2 separate regions of the Homo sapiens genome follow, and region 1 is linked to region 2. A link is a loop called in an ENCODE intact Hi-C map of the cell type or tissue named here. Cell type or tissue: ascending aorta. All regions are shown on one strand. Each heading gives the region's core, and the rest is flanking DNA. Links, peaks and the distances in the headings are about the cores only.

The links. Peaks named below come from ENCODE experiments on the same cell type or tissue, not always from the same donor. Only the 100,000 strongest peaks of a DNase experiment are listed, where the experiment ranks them.
Region 1: a loop joins it to region 2, with 2.8 times the contacts of the local background. A loop is called at or near these places in 3 of 110 quality-filtered maps.

What each region holds. Positions count from the first base shown.
Region 1 is chr14:98,925,235-98,929,617 of GRCh38, reverse strand. No RefSeq gene overlaps it. Among named protein-coding and RNA genes, the nearest start is that of LINC02914, 220 kb to the right of the region's middle. In ascending aorta, for the core only: no CTCF peak of the experiment used is centred there; no DNase peak of the experiment used is centred there.
Region 2 is chr14:99,034,297-99,038,679 of GRCh38, reverse strand. The region is part of intron 1 of LOC107984696 (a long non-coding RNA gene); the gene reads left to right. Among named protein-coding and RNA genes, the nearest start is that of BCL11B, 240 kb to the left of the region's middle. RefSeq lists an enhancer at 1-260. In ascending aorta, for the core only: no CTCF peak of the experiment used is centred there; DNase peaks (open chromatin) are centred at 599, 1,539, 2,549, 3,179 and 1 weaker place; H3K4me3 peaks cover 1,108 bases; H3K27ac peaks cover 3,092 bases.

The DNA of each region.
Region 1 (4,383 bases), core at 64-4,063, 110 kb after region 2:
TCCAGCTGCCCCCACACCTAAGGGTCTAAGTATTAAATACAAAACTCCCTTGTCCTCAACATAGGATGTGTTTGTGATGAAATAACCACACCCCTACCCCCCATATTGCTCCCTTTGTGTGTACAGATTTTGTCATGGGAAGGCTGTGCTTTCTATGACACCTCAGGATACGATGTGTCGGCAATGGAGAAGTCGCGCCAAAGAGTAGAGATAGAGAGGGCTCCCTCTTGAAAGGTGAAGTCATTTCTAGTTTCTGTCACCTCGGAAACAGGTGGATCCTGAGACAGAAAAAGCCCTGGGCAGGCGGTAATCATAAAGAAGTCGAGATATTTCTATGGCAGCTCCAAAAAACAGTGAGCCCCTCCTCCAGGGGATGATGGATGCACGTGGGTAGGTGACCTTTCTAAGATTACAAAATGAGCTCAAGAAAAGCCCAGAGTTCAAAATCAGGGCTGGGTCTGCTGTCTGTGGTGTGGGCTCTTCCCATTCTGCCCATTTACAAAGGGGACTGGTTGATGAAACTTTAGCTTATCTCAATGGAACGTATTGTTGATGGAATTTCAGGCAGCGCTGAGTCTAACAGCAGGTGAAATATAATCAACCCTGCTGGGGTAGCTGGGAAAGCCTTCATATGAGAGGTGACGTGGGAGCTGAGTTTTGAAGCATGAATGGGAGTTTTCCAGGTGAGATAGGAAAAGGCCATTCCAAGTAAAAGGAGAAAATAGCCAAAGATATGCAGGTTTAAAAAATCAGGAAGAATTTCCTGGGAAATGGTGCAATGTGTATGAGGATGGGGCTGTGGAAAAGTCAGGAGGCTGCAGAGACAGATACGGTTCTGACCATATCACGGAGGGGATGAAGGGCTGTGGGAAAATCAAGAGCAGGGAAGCAATAAAGTGAGGTTTGCGGCTCAGGAAGATGATCAGGGAAGCCATGGGGCAGAGGATGGATTGGAGGGAATGTGGCTCAGGGCAGAGGCGCGGGTGGATGAGCTCATTGCAGCAGCACTCTTGAGAGATGCCAGCAGTGGGGGGTCAAGAGGAGAGGCTGGAAGACTGTAAGGGAGTGTGGTAGGGGTTAGAGGGAAGGAAAGGGACCTAGCTTGCAAATGTTCACCATGACCCTGTGAAAGAGGCATTATCGCCCGCTTTTACAGATAAGACAGCAGAGACACATACAAAAATTCGGTAACAAAGCCTCACAAGTCCTACCAGTCTACGGGACTCCACAGTCAGCTCTGTTGCCCCTAACTCCTAGGGAAGGGGGAAAAAGCGTCCATTAATCTCAGAAGACCAGAGTTTCACCCTGGGGTCCTGGGCAAATAGCAATATTGACAGACATCACTGCTGCTTCCCAATATCCTGCCTCCTTTTTTGTGGGCAGGTGCGGGCACGTGACTAGTTCTGGCCAATGCGTTGAGAGTGAAGCTGACAGATGACACTTCTGGGCTGGCACATGTGCCAGCTGATGTGAGGCCCTTCAGCTCTCCATTTTGCTTTGTTGCACAAGGAAACACGAGTTGAGATGCAGACTTCATCAGCTTGGGAACTTCAGTGACGGGGCTGAGCAGGAGCCACCTGCCTACCCACGTTGCTGCCGAGTATGAGTGGGAAATAATTCCCGGTTGTTTTAGGCCATGGCCACTTAGTCACCTGTTCTTGCAGCAGAGCCTGCTGCATACTGACTGATATGGTGATGTGGGTCCTTGAGCAAGGGCATAAAGGAGGAGGAGCAGGCTGAGGGCAGGGGTGGAAAAAATGGATTTGGCAAGACTGAGTTGGGGCATAACATTTTAGTACAAGGAAATCAGGCTTTGGAGGTTAGCAAGCCTGGGTCCAATGCCACCTCAGGCACCCACTATCTGAGGGCAAAGGCTCCTGGCTTTTCTGGCCTCAGTTTCCTGAGCAATAGGGAGAGTTGTAATCACTACCCCCTTGGCCTTTAGGGTGAGTAGAGCTGACACATACAGAGCTCCAGCAAGGTACCCAGGCCCTAGGAAGCACTCAGCAAACACAATCATCACCCTGGGAAGATGGCGAGAAGAGAGTGGGCAATTTGTGCACCGAAAGAATAGGCTGCTTTTTTTTTTTTTTTTTTTTTTTTTTGAGACAGTTTCAGTCTGTCGCCCATGCTGGAGTGCAGTGGTGCGATCTCCACCCACTGCAACCTCTGACTCCTGGGTTCAAGTGATTCTCCTGCCTCAGCCTCCAGAGTAGCTGAGATTACAGGCACCTGCCACCATGCCTGGCTAATTTTTTGCATTTTTAGTAGAGATGAGGTTTCATCATATTGGCCAGGCTGCTCTTGAAGTCCTGACCTCAAGTGATCCAACCACCTCGGCCTCCCAAAGTGCTGGGAATACAGGTGTGAGCCACTGCACCCAGTCAGAATGGACATAATTTCTATCATATTCACTTGAATTTGCCTAGTACAGAGAATGGTGCCTGGGCACAATAGGTGTTCATTTTATATTCACTGGATAAATGAGGGAATAAAACATACTACAATTATTTGCAGAATGTACCTATTTTCTCTTACAACCAGGCCGGGAACTCTGATGGGAAGGACCTAGACGTATTACTTCATCTGTTTCCTCAATGCCCAGTGAATATGAGTTCTCTGGAAATTTTCCTTGAAAAAATGAGTCATCCTGGCCTTTAGAAATAGCCAGATCTGACTTGGACACAGGGCGGGAAACATCACACACTGGGGCCTGTTGGGGGCTGGGGGGCTGGGGGAGGGATAACATTAGGAAAAATACCTAATGTAAATGACGAGTTGATGGGGGCAGCAAACCAACATGGCACATGTATACCTATGTATCAAACCTGCACTGCACATTGTGCACATGTACCCTAGAACTTAAAGTATAAAAAAAAAAAAAAGAAATAGCCAGATCTGTGGGGGCATTTCTCCCTGACATATTGATACCAAGCCCAGCCTTGATTTTCCAGGGGATGCCCCACTCCTTATTGCAAAGTCTCTGTTCTGACCTCTGGTATCCCCTCAGGGACCCTTCAGGCCATGAGTTCAAATGCCTGGGAAGCCCACCTCACAGGAGCCTCAAGTCCCATCCGTCTTGTTCCCAAGTCTGGCAGGATCCTGACAGCCCCATGCATGTGCCTGTCCTCAGACCCCTGCAGAGGGCTGGGTGCAGACCTTGGCAGGAGTAGGCTGGCAGGCAGTCTCTTTCCTTCCCAGGCAGACGTGTGTGTAGCAAGTCTGTTTATCAGGCAACGCCTTGTAGCCAGCGGTGGCGGCTTAACAGTGGCAGAAACGCCCGCATTGCCTCACCAGCTGCTGGGTACTAAGATGCGCCCTTGGCCTCAGCTGGCAGATAAGCACCTGCATTGGAGAGGGAACCCTTGATCATGGGCTGATAAGTGCAGGGAAGAAACAACAACAACAACAAGAAAAAGCTGAGCAACCCGCTGTGGAAGGCTTTTTCATGTACGCATGGGCGTGTTTCTTGTCTTCGCCAACACAGAGGTGATGCAAAAGCTCTGATTCTAATTTAATTTGGTGGTCACGCAATCATGGAATGAGAGCATGTCAGAGCTGGAAGGGACTCTGGGGATTGTCTGGTTGAACTCTTTAATCTTCCAGGTGAGGACAGTGAGGGCCACAGAGCTGTACCGACTTGTTCAGGATCATCCAGCAAAGTTTTGGTGGAGCTGGAACTAAACCCGAGGGTCTCGAGACCCTTGGGCCTGCGATCTTTCCATCATATGGGATTGCTTCACAGGCTGCCACCTGATCGCTTAGGTGTAGACCGCAGGTTGCCCTTTGGTGCCTTAACAGTCCTCTTTAATATCACTAATTGGCCCTGTCTGCCTGCAGAGTCAGATAGATGCCCCCTGTCCCTGCTTCTCCCCCACCACATGCCAGCTATTGGGGTTGACCAGTTAGCTCAAGGCCACAGGGTCTGATGCTACTGTTTCAAACACTGTTATTTCATATTTTGAAAAAGCAAGGTTCAGATAAGAGAGGCAACTTGCCTAGGTGATACAGCTAGAGAAAGTGAAAGACCTGGGTCTAAAATTTTCAGGTTCCTCATTTCAGTTCTTTCCATACATAGTGTATGAAACCCAGGTGTGGGTGAAGGTGGGCAGAAGGGCACCCGGCCTCTGCAACTTTCCCCTGTGACCTGGTTTTGGGGAAGAGTTGCACATGTTTCCTCAAGGACAGAAATGGAGTCTGGCAAGACTTTGTATTGAAAATCTTGTTCTCAGTAGGGGCCTCCTAAGCAATGGGTATAGATAAATGAATGAATCCTTTTTTTTTGTTTGTTTTTTTGAGACGGAGTCTTACTCCATTGCCCAGGCTGGGGTGTGATGATCCGATCTCAGCTCACTGCAACCTCCATCTCCTGGGTTCAAGCAA
Region 2 (4,383 bases), core at 310-4,309:
AGTATACTTCCTGTGACTGACTCACTTCGGCTTCATGTCTGTCTCTGAGGCCATCTACGGTCATTTGGTGGTCAGGCTCTCGTTGGCCAGGCCTGGGTCATGTGCCCACCTTGGAGCTGGGGATGGGGCAGCCTTGGCCAACCCACATGGCCCAGGCATAGTTAAGGGGAGGGTGGCTGGTCAGACGAAAACACATCCATCACCCACCATGCCTGGCCCATTATTGTGCTTTCCCATCATGCTCTGCATTTGTGGGGGGCCATTAGGGTGGTTAAGTAAGGGACCTGGTCAAGGAGAATGTGGCCCTCATCCCTGTCCCCTGTCCTGTCCCTGTCCCCTGTCCTGTCCCTGTCCCGTGTGTGTGTGTGTGGCTTGGGGAACAGATAGACAAACTTTCATTGTCAGATCTTACGGAAGGAACTTCCTTTCTTCCAGCTGCATCACATCCGGTGCAGTCTCTGGGAGGGGCGGAGGAGTCTCCTTTATTGAATGTGTTTTTCTGTCCTGCAGAGAGGCCACATCAGTGGTGTCAGGGTTGGATTCCCATCCTTGCCCTGCTTCTTACAGCACATGCATCCCTGGCCCGGCCACTTCGCCTCACTCCCTTTGCAGGCCCTTGAGAAGACCAAGCTGGGTCTGAGCTCTGGCTGCCCCGGGCCCTGGGAGAGGCTCAGGGCCTGTCGGAGACTCTGCCTTCCCCAGCCTCAGATGGTCCCCTGTCGGGGAGATGGGGAACTGCTTTCTTTTTTTTAAACCAATGCTTAAAATGGTGGTGAAATAGACATAGAATTGACCATCTCAGCAGTTTTTCAGTAGCATCAAGTACATTCACATTGTTGTGTCCCATGAATGGTACATCCATCTAGAATACCCTAAGGAATACGGGGAGAGGGAACCCCAGGGGGCGAAAGTTGACATGGATTAATTGTGAAAATCCATTTCTTATCAAACAGGATTATTTTGGGTACAAGTGACAGAAACCCCACTTGAAATGGCTTAAGGATAAAATGGAATGCATTAAAGTCCAAGGAGATAAGTCTAGCTTCAGGCATGGCTGGATCCAGGTGTTCAGACACAGTGACAATCACCCCCACCTGACTCTCCCTCTCCCTCTCTCTCTCTCCCTCTTTCTCTCTCTCCCTGACATATCCCCACACTTCTGCTTTTCTCTGTGTTGGCTTCATTTGCTACAAGGAGTTCTCCTTTCGTCCTCCCAAACAGAAACTCTGTCCCCATTAAATAACACCTCCCCATTCCCCACTCCCCCAGCCCCTGGAAGTCTCCATTCTGGTTTCTGTCTATGATTTTGACCACTTTGGGTATCTTGTATAAATGGAGTCTTACAGTATTTATCCTTTTGTGTCTGGCTTATTTCACCTAGCATAGTGTTTTCAAGGTTCACCCACGTTGTAGAACACACCAGAATCTCCTTCCTTTTTAAGGCGGAACCATATTCCACTGTACATATACACCATGTCTTATTTACTCATTCATCTGTCCAGGGACTCTGGCGCTGCTTCCGCTGTCTTTGGGCCTTTCGGCTATTGTGAAAAGCGCGGCTGTGTGCACGGGTGTGCAAATATCTGTTGGAGATGCTGCCTCTCATTTTCTGGGTGTATACCCAGAAGCGGAAGTGCTGGGACCAATGATCATGCTATTTTTAGTTTTTTGAGGAACTGCCATTCTGTGGGAACAGTTTTTAAAAGCCCTTGGTTCCATCAGCAAGGGTTGATAAATCAGGGCAAAAAAAAAAGATGAAGGAAAAAAGAAGAGGCCCTACTTTTGGGGGCTGAGATGGCAGCGGTGACAGGGAAAAGGATGTATTTTGACTAGCAAGCCAAGCAAGCGTCATCCAGGTGCTGGGCAGGGTGGCGGAGGGAGGGGCCGGGAGGAGCGCAGAGCCTCGCGCCCGGATGCCCGGCCAGCTAGCAGCGCGGGCAGCGGCTTTATGTTGATGGCAAATTGTCACTTTGGCGGAATTCAGGAACGCTACTTATGTCATTAGGCGGCAATCTATAATTAACGCACTCAAGGCTGTGTGAAGGGTAGGATTCTTCCAGGGACAGCTAGAGCGATTCCACCTGCATCTTCTGGGAGCGGGGGTAAGTGGGGGTGTTCACTTCAGCCAGCAGCTGACACCTAATTAGTGGCAATTGTATTGTTCTGATGCCTCCTCCACCAGGAAGCCTCAGGACTCCCAGCTGGAAGGGAGGCTGTCTCAGAGGTGGAGACCAGCCAGAACAAAGAGCTGGAGAAGGAGGTCTGAGCCAGGAGAGCCTGGGAACCATGGGGAGTCCAGCTCATCTACAGAGTCATTTTTATTCCTGGCCATGGAGCCCTTGAATGCCAGGGTCAGGGATGGCTCAGTTCAGCCGGGCCCCAAAAGAGTGGACCAGACTTCTCCAGGGGTTAAGCAACTTTTAAAATGTCGACAGGGAGGGGAAAACATTGTGGAGCTTCCTGACCACGGGGCTGCCTGCAGCCCGGTTTCCCAAGCCATGGGCGGGCTTGGCGTCTGACTGTCCCCTCTGGAATGTCTGGGCTGCAGCCGGGGCTTGCTCTAAATGAGAAACAGGCGGGAGGGGCTTAGCGGGCCTGGCAGGTCGTGGCCAGCTCCTCGTGCGGTCTGGGCAGGGCTGCTTGGCACGGGCCGCCGAGGAGGACGCACTGGCTGTGCAGGCGGCCCTCCCACCAGCATGGAAGGCTTGGGGGGCCCTGGGCCAGCCTGTTCAGGCCAGCGCCTGCACGGAGGGAGGGCAGCCATCTCAGGGACTGCGGCAGAGCACCGCCCTGGAGGGCAGATGGAGCTGGTTCTGCTTCTGGCCCGGCCCCTTCTCCTTCTGCAACCTTGGGAACACGGTTCACAGAGCCTCCGTTTGCTCACATTGGAAATGGAAGCAACAACGCCTCCCAAGGTGGTGAGGTGACCGTGTCTCACGGAACAGAGGTGGTACGAGTGGGTGACACTTCATAGACAGCTGATACCTGCAAAGATCTAGGAGGCTGGCCCAATATCCTGGTTTTATAGCTGTGGGAACTGAGGTTCAGAGAAGTTTGGGACTTTACCCATGGTCACACAGCAAGATATAGGCAAAGAGATTCTTCTCTAATCCACGGATTCCCCAAATCAGCACTTTTTGCTAGAGCCCAGCCCACAAGAGTGTTTTCTGGCTCCCTCCCAGCCTGGCTCTGTCCTCTCTTCCTCTTCCCAGCCCAGGCTTGGTCATGGTAATCTACACTTGCCTAGAGCTTCCTGGTTTCCAGCGTGCTTCCCTGTACATTTTCTAATGCCAGGGGATGGAGAGTCTCAGAAGTCCCCAGGAGCTTCCAGATCAGCGTTGGCCCTGAAATCTGGGGTGGCTCAGATCAAACCCCCCTACCCACCGCTCTCCCACCTCCCAAGTGGTGAAATCTAGTTTCAGACTTTCTGCTAGCGGATGTCCGTTACACATTTTGCAAAAGGCCCAGGAAATGGCATTTCTCCTTCTCAGTAATCCTCCCCGTCAGCCCAGGCTGTGTTCTTAGTTCGCTTTACAGATGAAGAGCCCAAAGGGTTCAGTGACCCACCAAAGGTCCCCCAGGTGAAGTGGGGAAGCTGGGATTCAAGCCAGAGCTGCCTGTGGGTGGCGCTGCTGCCTCCGCACAATCAAGGCTGTGGAAGGTGGAGAAAACGCCTGCGGGCCTCCATGTCCGACCCCTCCCAGGGGAAGAGAGCATGAGGACTTGGGTTTAGGTTGCTTATCCGTGTGCGACCTTGGGGATGCGACTCAATCACTTTGAACCTGTTTCTCCATCAGAGGTTGGGGTAATGATACACAGAATACATAGATGTGAAGACAGGAAGGGGGCCGCGGAGGGCACCCCGTGTAAACCCTGAGACGTCTGGTGTCTGGGGAGGTGTGCATGGCCCTGGGCGGGCGGGGCTTCAGGAGGGGTCTCCCAGGCCAGATTCTAGGGGAGCTCGGAAGCTTAGGACAGAAGAGGATTTTATCCTCTTGGTGGCACGAGACTGAGGGTTTTAAGTGGGAGGTGACGTGATCTCTTGGTGCTTTGGAAAGATCAGCCTGTTAGCCAAGTTGGAGACGGTGGCCTGGAGGGTCAATATGGGCGCAGAAAGAGCAGGGAGGGGGAGGGGCAGAGGGAGGGAGGGAGGAGGAGGCAGCAAGGGGCGCCTTTGTCCTCCGCTTCCCCTCTTCCCTTCTCCCTCTCCCTTCCTTCTCTTCCTCCCTCCTTTTCCTCCCCCTCCCCTTTCTTTCCCCTTTCCTTAAAAGATAGAGTCCAGAGTGTCTAAGTCAGTACCCTATTGGAAGTTTGGGGTTCACTTCCATAAAAGAGATGGCGCTGGTTGTGACTAGGGAGGAGGCATCCTCATGGTTAGGACTG